3 separate regions of the Homo sapiens genome follow, and all the other regions are linked to region 2. A link is a contact called in ENCODE Hi-C or POLR2A ChIA-PET data. All regions are on one chromosome and are shown on one strand. Each heading gives the region's core, a stretch centred on a gene start or an enhancer-like site at or near the end of the contact. The rest is flanking DNA. Distances are from core to core; before and after follow the strand shown.

Evidence for each region. A loop is a pair of places that touch in the nucleus more often than their neighbours do. ChIA-PET counts read pairs that join two places held with the same protein, here RNA polymerase II (POLR2A). Pooled maps may share reads with other maps.
Region 1: POLR2A ChIA-PET joins it to region 2 with 14 read pairs in activated naive CD4-positive, alpha-beta T cell. The contact joins the promoter of SUMO4 here to the promoter of LATS1 in region 2. POLR2A ChIA-PET finds 5 or more read pairs at or near these places in 3 of 52 experiments (CD8-positive, alpha-beta memory T cell, T-cell and activated naive CD4-positive, alpha-beta T cell).
Region 3: a map of B cell shows a loop between it and region 2 (7-fold over the local background). The contact joins the promoter of TAB2 here to the promoter of LATS1 in region 2. A Hi-C loop is called at or near these places in 2 of 168 maps with a recorded cell type or tissue (B cell and naive thymus-derived CD4-positive, alpha-beta T cell), 2 of 37 single-sample maps with no recorded cell type and 11 of 50 pooled maps.

The regions. Positions count from the first base shown.
Region 1 is chr6:149,398,812-149,401,511 of GRCh38, forward strand. It overlaps SUMO4 (small ubiquitin like modifier 4), which reads left to right and starts at 1,451. Exons shown (of 1, transcript NM_001002255.2): 1 at 1,451-2,467. The coding sequence starts at 1,581. The coding sequence ends at 1,868. TAB2 (TGF-beta activated kinase 1 (MAP3K7) binding protein 2) reads left to right here. Exons shown (of 7, transcript NM_001292034.3): 6 at 293-373.
Region 2 is chr6:149,716,684-149,719,383 of GRCh38, forward strand. LATS1 (large tumor suppressor kinase 1) reads right to left here and starts at 1,418. Exons shown (of 8, transcript NM_004690.4): 1 at 1,166-1,418. LOC645967 (a long non-coding RNA gene) reads left to right here and starts at 938. Exons shown (of 1, transcript NR_134652.1): 1 at 938-2,213. RefSeq lists a silencer at 908-1,297.
Region 3 is chr6:149,316,411-149,319,110 of GRCh38, forward strand. It overlaps TAB2 (TGF-beta activated kinase 1 (MAP3K7) binding protein 2), which reads left to right and starts at 1,302. Exons shown (of 7, transcript NM_001292034.3): 1 at 1,302-1,605. RefSeq lists silencers at 445-514, 565-1,104, 1,195-2,094 and enhancers at 2,185-2,364, 2,525-2,634.

The sequences.
Region 1 (2,700 bases), core at 201-2,700, 320 kb before region 2:
CTTGCCACATAGAACAGGGATCTACTTCTACTTCTATTAATGTCTTACCAGCATTAATTTGACTTCTTTCACAGTTTACCACTTACCCGTGTTTATGAGTACTACATTATACCTAAGATAATATATTTGAAATATGTTTTGAAATCTTACATATAATTCGAGGTTAGAGGGGCAAAATAAATGAAAAGCATTTCTTATAGCGTGTTTATTTTTAGAAAGAAATACTTGTTTTAAAAAGTAAAGTTGTTTTTGAGCTATAAGCATTGATATATTTACTTTTTATATATTTCAGGACCACATTTTAACCCCAGCGCTATTCATAACTTTTATGACAATATTGGATTTGTAGGTCCTGTGCCACCAAAACCCAAAGGTTAGTGTATCCATTAAATGTGAAAACTGTTACTTTTGAAAAGCAAAATTTTAGAAAATTTTTCCTGTTCAGCAACCTTCCTCTCTAGAATTGCTTCAAACTTTGGCATTCTTAAATGAATTCATTAAGAAGATGTTTGCTTATTTTCATTTACATGCTTGGGGTTGGGAAGGATGCAAAGATGTAATATTCTTAGCTTTTTAAAAGTAATATGCACGAGCTTAGGAAACACTATGTACTCCCAACCAATAATAGCAAGTCTTGGTTAAAAAACAATTACTAAGTACAAAAATTTGTATCATTTAAAACTTTAGACAAATGATAAGGAAGATACCTTAGGGAAGTTCCCCCCCCCCATGAGTATTTAGTTTAATTTATATATAACTTTAAGTAATCAAAATACCCTAAATTCCAGGTGAATAGTTTTCTACCTTCTATCATTTTACATCATTGATATTCTCAGAATATATGCACACCAAACTAAGACATTTCAAAGTATGTCTGTGTGTTTTGATCCAGGCATTAAAATGTGTGTAGAAATGGAAACAGGTACATAAATATCACTGCTGAAGGTAAAAATATAGACATATTTACAGATTAACACTTAACCGTGGTATATAATTTACTTTCAACTCTAATAAGAAAGTTAAAAGGTAAAAATGTGTTAATGGATACATAATATTAAAAGAAGAAAACTGCAAGAACACAAAAGTGTGGGAGGGTGGAGGTTGTAAAGATGCAGTAGTATTTTTGTATGCATTTGAAGTTAAGTTGTTATCAACTTAAAATAGAAGAGTATAACCAAATATAATCAAAGTAAATCACGATTAAACGTTGTCGAATAACAAGACAATAAGAGGAAAAGAGGAGCAAAACAGTTGTCAAATAGACAGGAAGCAACAAACTGCCAATAGTAAGTCCTCACTTATTAGTAATTACCTTAACTGGAAATGGATTAAACTCACCACTCACAAGGAGTTGTATGAATGGATTTTAAAAACAGGATCTGGCAGCAGCCAATGGGAGGCCCCAACAGCTCGTGCTGGCGCACACAGCGGGAGGGGAGGGAGCCCAGGATGTGCACGCACCCTCTCCCTCATCCACCGCTGTCACCTCCTGCTGCTCTTCCTGCTGCTCGTGTACTCGTTAGGTGCGGACCCGCCACCTCTTTTGTGAAGCAGCAGCTGAGGAGACTCCGGTGTTCACCATGGCCAACGAAAAGCCCACAGAAGAAGTCAAGACTGAGAACAACAATCATATTAATTTGAAGGTGGCGGGACAGGATGGTTCTGTGGTGCAGTTTAAGATTAAGAGGCAGACACCACTTAGTAAACTAATGAAAGCCTATTGTGAACCACGGGGATTGTCAGTGAAGCAGATCAGATTCCGATTTGGTGGGCAACCAATCAGTGGAACAGACAAACCTGCACAGTTGGAAATGGAAGATGAAGATACAATTGATGTGTTTCAACAGCCTACGGGAGGTGTCTACTGAAAAGGGAACCTGCTTCTTTACTCCAGAACGCTGTTCTTTAAAGACCAAGATTACTGCATTCTCAATTAGAAAACTGCAATTTGGTTCCACCACATTCTGACTACTACAGTATAGTTTTCTCTATTCTTTTGTTTCCCCCTTCCACATTCTTTTATTATACATGAAGTAACTGGTATGTGTACACAAGCATATTGCTTTTTTCTTCAAACCAAACAGCCAATGGTATGTTTTGATTGACATCAAGTGGAGACAGGATGGGAAAAAATACTGATTCTGTGAAAATACCCCCTTTATCCATTAGTGGCATGTTCATTCAGGTCTTATCTTTATATTCTAGTAAGTTATTTTGCTCTCACTGTTTTAACAACAACAAAAAAAAATTCTCACATACCTTGTTCAATTGGAGGATTTTCATGTTTTTCATTTATCATTGTAAAACCAAGGACAATTTTATAACTTTTGTGTACATAGCTGTTACATGTAGGGCAATCTGTCTTTAAGTAGGGATAAATTACTCTAAAAAAAAAAGAAAGAATCCTAGAAAGTTTTTCCTTCAAGTCAGGCTTCTTATTTAAATAAACTTTTTGTTTAAAATGAAATAAAAATAAAAACAGGATCCAATAATATACTATCTACAAGAGACTCATTTTATATTTAAAGACACACATAGGCAGAAAGTGAAGGGATGGAAAAAGATTTTATATAAATGGTAGCTAAAAGAAATCAAAAGTGGCTATAATTATATCAGAAACAATAGATTTTTAAGTCTAAAACTTGAGACAAAGATTATTATGTAATGGTAAAAGGATCAATTCCACAGAAAAATATAAAA
Region 2 (2,700 bases), core at 168-2,667:
TATTTAGGCATAGAATGTGCCATTCCAAGCATGGACCATGATCTAGTTTCTTGCAGTAGCAGCCAATTGGACTAACACAATGCTACTTCTTTTACTGTTCAATCAAATTCCTCCACTGCCTTAAGGAATCAACTACCCCATTTTACCGTCAGAGATAATAAGCTTTGTTTTCGTAGCACAGAACATTCACTCCAATTATAATGTCCTACCTTTTCTTCCTCATGGAGGAAATTTGATAAAAAATTAAGTTTATCAGAAACTTCTGATAAACTGATAAACTGATAAATTTATTAACCTTCAATAAATAATTCATAAAGTTCAAACAAGTTTCATGATCGCTAACATTCAAATCCATTTCCAAAACTGGAGTTATACAATATTACTTCTGTGCATGAGATTATACTTATTGTTCACTAGATTTATGAATAACTTCTGGAGGATGATACATGTTTTAAAAGCCGTATTAACATATGAGTTGACAAACATTAAATTTTGTTCCCTTAGAAATTGACAGAGAAGTCAGAATGGGGATAAATCAAGTCATCTGAGGCATTCATTGAGCTACAAGCTATTTCAGGTTATAAAAAACACTGTTCCCTTAATTGTCGTTCCTTCATTTGCTGTATTTATATACACACTCCTACTCCATAAAGACCTCTCCATCTCTCCCACCTCTTCCAACTATGAACAGTAACCTAAAATCACACTGAACTAGACGTAAGAGACTCCCAGGATTTCTCTAAGGTATACCCAGGATCAAGGCCCTCTGGGATCCAAAGAACTGTAGCTCTTTTACTGCAATTTTCCTTCAGAACCACCTTTCCCGTTCCTTCCCTCCTGGACACCGCCGACTCGCGTGTTGGGGGTGGGGTGGGAGACACGCCGCCAGAAAGACAGGCTCTACCCAGCCAAACCTGCACCTCCGAGGCCGAAAAGCCTGGGGCTCTTCCTGCAGCACCGGGCGCGGCCAACCCTCGCTTCCCCAGGGCAGGGCTCAGCTCGGGTCAATGCAACCAGCCAAGTCAGGCCCGGAGCGGGCCGGCTCTGCCCGCCAGTCCAAACCTCTGGACCCTCGCCAGCGGGGATGGGCGTGGGCCCCGGCGGCCACCGCCCCGCCAACTCGAGCACTGGAGGAGCGCACCCGCTACGCCAGCCCCGGACCTACCTGGAGGGGAGAGCAGAGCTCCTGGACAGCGGCCACGGGCCTGAGGGCGGACGCTGAGGCGGCCAGAGTCCGTCCCAGCAACCCCAAGTATCCCTGGTGGGGCAGAGCGGGGAGACGAACGGGGGGGCTGCCGCGGGCCAGCGCGGCCCGTCCCAGGGGTCGTGAGGACCTGGCTCTCCCCTTAACACCAGGCCACCGCCGCCGCCGCCGCCATTTTGCCTTCCACTCAGTGTCGCCGCCGCCGCACTCCGCTGCAGGTTTCCCGGATGTGGGCATTTCCCGGCGTCGCTTGCGCGGGGGCCGAGGACTGGGGGCTTTTGCCCGCCCGGCTGCTGCGAGGGAGCGCGCAGCCTGCGGCCTCCGGGCTTCGTTGCGTCGCCCGCAGCTCTGATCGTTCGTGAGCGTCGCCCCACGTCGCTCCCGCCTGCCCCTGCCCATACGACTCGCCCGCGCCCGTGGGTTAAGGCTGTCTCCCGCCCAGCCTACTTGGTTGATTCAATCCTTTTCCCCATTGATCTATTTCTCTGGACCGAGTAGGGATGTGCATTTCACGGAGCTACGTTCTCAGAAGGGAACAACTGAGTTGCTCTGGGAAACCTCCCTGTGGACCTCAGAATTCCAGATTTTTGGCGCTTTGAAATAAAATTTTATTCTTGCTTAGCGTTCTTTCCCCGAACAAGCCGGTGAGCTTCCAGCATCTGTATTTTCTGAATCCGGCAGATAAGAAATGCTTGAGCCAGGACCGATTGATTAGCAGCGGTTTAGAGATCTTATCTGTCAACCGCATCCGTAGAAGGAGATCGTTATTGCCATAATTGGAATACCGGTGACGGTGTGACAAGAGGTTTTACTTCTGGTTAAGCTGAATGTAAAGTGTGGGATGGGATCGTTGGGTTTGATGTATAAGGTACGGTCCACCCTTTGTGAAGATCGCCTTTGCCAGTTTTTCCTCTAGGAAATATACAGTTAGTGTTTTCAAGTACCTTCTTTCGTAATTTTTCTACTACAGAGTACAAAAAAATTAAAGACATCTTTTTCTGACGTTAAAGTAATAACTGGCTACTTACTGTATCTAGAAATCCAAATGTGAAAACCCGTTAAAAGATTATGTTCCGGACGGGCGCGGTGTCTCACGCCTGTAATCCCAGCACTTTGGGAGGCCGAGGCGGGCGGATCACGAGGTCAGGAGATCGAGAACATCCTGCCTAACACGGTGAAACCCCGTCTCTGCTAAAAAATCCAGAAAAATTTGCCCGGCGTGGTGGCGGGCGCCTGTAGTCCTAGCTACTCGGGAGGCTGAGGCAGGAGAATGGCAGGAACCCGGGAGGCGGAGCTTGCATTGAGCCGAGATCGCGCCACCGCACTCCAGCCTGGACGACAGAGCGAGACTCCGTCTCAAAAAAAAAAAAAAAAAAAAAAAGATTATGTTCCAAGAACATTTGGTTGAAAGTCTATTTTCTACAAGCACAGAGTTTGTAGAAGGCAATGTGACCCAAGGTGGGTCACTAAAGAGCCCCAGGGCTTACTTTCTTCAA
Region 3 (2,700 bases), core at 52-2,551, 400 kb before region 2:
CACTGTAGCTACAGTGCTCACACTGGAAATAAAAGTATAAAAATGGTCCTTTAGGATTTTTCTCTGGAGTAAGAATTGTTTCAAGGAAGAAACTGCCAGGGATATGGACATTTTGGACAGGGGCAGAAAAATGCCCTAGTGTTTTGGACACCATGGAAGCGCTAGAATTTTTAAATAAATATTTCACATTGTGAGAAACGTCTGAGTATTAAACACGCTTTTTTTTTCCCTAGGGGGACACTAAACAAATATTTATTTAAGGAGGTAGAAACTTGAAGGCCCCCCCTCTTCCCGCAAAGCTAGTCTTTGGCTCTGCTTCTAGGACTTCTAGGAACGTGCAATTAAAATAAAATCGAAACAACGAAACCCTCGCAGCATTTAGATTTCTTTTTTCCCCCTCAACTGCTCAAGAAAAGTCAGAAGCCGACACTTTTTCCAAGTCTCGAAGTTGCCAGTTGTGAGGCTCCCAAGACGTCTCCCGCACACCCTAGGGACGATTCTGCACGGGTCCCTCCCGTTAGCCGGCGGTGCGATCCGGCTCCAAGGGGGTGTGTCCCGGACCGCAGCGACCCGGCGCCAGCCTCCGCCGCGGGCCCACCTGCTCCTCTCGGCCGCCGCAGCGCCCCGGGGTCCGGCCGGGCCCCCGGACCCCACCCGCGCGGCGCCGCCGGCCGCCCGGCAAGTCCCGCCACCCACTTCCGGACCCGGCCAGCCCCTCCGCTAGGTGCAGCTGGGACGCGAGCTCAGTTCCTTTCTTCCCTCAGCCCAAACTGCTAGCGGCCCCCGTGGCGGGAGGTGGAACCCGCAACCTACCCCCAAGGATGGGGGGCCCAGGCGGAGAAAGGGGGTCCCAGCCCTCCCCGGGCTGCCCGCACCGGCACCCCCCTCGCACGGCCCCAGCGGCGGCCCGCGTCCTCCCTCCAGCCCTAGCAAGACAGGCGTAGAGACTGCGAGTGTCGGGGGAGGGGTACAGGTCGGAGGAAGAGCATCCCCGGGCCGCAGCCGCAGCCGCCGCCGCCGCCGCCGCCTGCTGCTCCCCCGCCGTTCGGCTAGGGGAGGCCTCGTCACAGCCGCCGCCTCAGCCGCGGCTGCAGATCTCGCGGTGTTTGCCGGCCGCCGCGCCGCCATATTGTGTGACAGTATTTTGATTTGGACTGGGCTGGCGGAGCCGCGGCGAGAGCGAGCGAGAGCTGGGGGGGTGGGGGGAGGGCAGGCGAGCGCGAGGGGGGTGGGGGCAGAGGGAGGTGGGGAGGCCGAGCGAGCCGGAGCTGAGGATTGGGGAGCGGCGACGCCGCCCAGCCGTCGTTTTTGATCTGCTGCAGCCGCCGGCGGGGCGACCCAGCCCGACCCCCTCCCCTCCCCCTCAGCCAGGAGCGGTGGCGGCGGCGGCGGCCGGAGGGAGTTGGCGGCGGCGGGCGAGCGGAGGGGGCTGAGCGGGGAGGGAGGGAGGGCTGAGGTGTCCCCCCTGCCGGGTGGAACCGGAGGCGGCGGCGGCGCTGGCGGCGGCCGTGGTGGCGGAGGCGACGGTGGAGACGGCTGCCCTAGTGGGAGAGGCGGCGGCGGCGGCGGCCGAGGAGGAGGAGGGGGAAGCGGCGGCGGCAAAGGGTAAGCGGACAGCGCTGCCGGGCCTCGGCGGGATCCCCAACCTGGCTCTCCCCTCATCGCCCCGCACCCCCCTCCGTCTGGAAGGGGCTCTGCCGCCTCGCGAGGCCCGTGCGGGGCGTTCGCTTCTAACTTGCACTCTTCCTCCCTCCGCCTCTTTCCTTCCCCCAGTGGCGTGGCGGAGAGGGAGGCCCCCCGAGTCCCCCAGTCCGGTGGGGGTGGGGAGCATCGGGCCGGGCCTGGGCTCCGGGGCGTCCGTGCGGGGGGGGAGGGGGAGCTTCATTGGAATCGAGCGCCTAGGAGAGCCCCGGGTGGGGGAGGGCGCAAGGGGCTCGGGAGGGCCCCTCCCTGCGTCGGCGCCCCTGACCCGCCCCCAGGCATGTGTGAGGTGGGGGCGGGGGAGGAAAAATCTCCTTTTGGGGAGCCGAGGTCTAGTTAAAGATGACTCAGGGGCGGGGGTTTTGGGGACAGACACGGGGCAGTTATGTGGGGGTCGGGCGGGAGGGAGAACATCGTTCCTTTGCGGATCTTGGTTTTCTGCAGCCGTCTTTGAAGTGGGGGGCAAGCCCTACTATGAATATGTGGCCCCTTAAATTTCACTGGATGTTTCTGGTTTTCGGTCCCATCAACCTCAAACCCTACGATTGTGGTTGAGTCAGGGAGGCTGCAAGGGTCTCTTGGCGGTGCTGAACAGGTGACAGGTGGATCTTTCTGTTGCTGATGCTGTGAGATGTTCAGGCACAGTCGTACACCAAAGTGTCAGAGACCGTGTGAGTTTGTATTTATGTGTTTGGCCATGTTTCATTCCATATATAGTATATTTGAGATGTTAGGTTTCCATTCTTCAAGTCAGCTTAATTGTTGTGGATAAATTCTTCAAATGTTTCTGATAAGAGGGTTTTCCAGGAGAGCGGAGGGAATTTGCAGCCTCACAGGGGTTTCTCCGTAGTTCACGAAATTTAGGCCCCCAGTGCAGGCTGTTGAGTACCCTTATTCATTGGAAAGTTCTTGAACGCTAAGATCGTATTCAGAGCAACTGTACGGCAATATAATTTTGCATCCATTTTGTCTGTTTTAGGTAAGTTTGTAAAGTGTCTA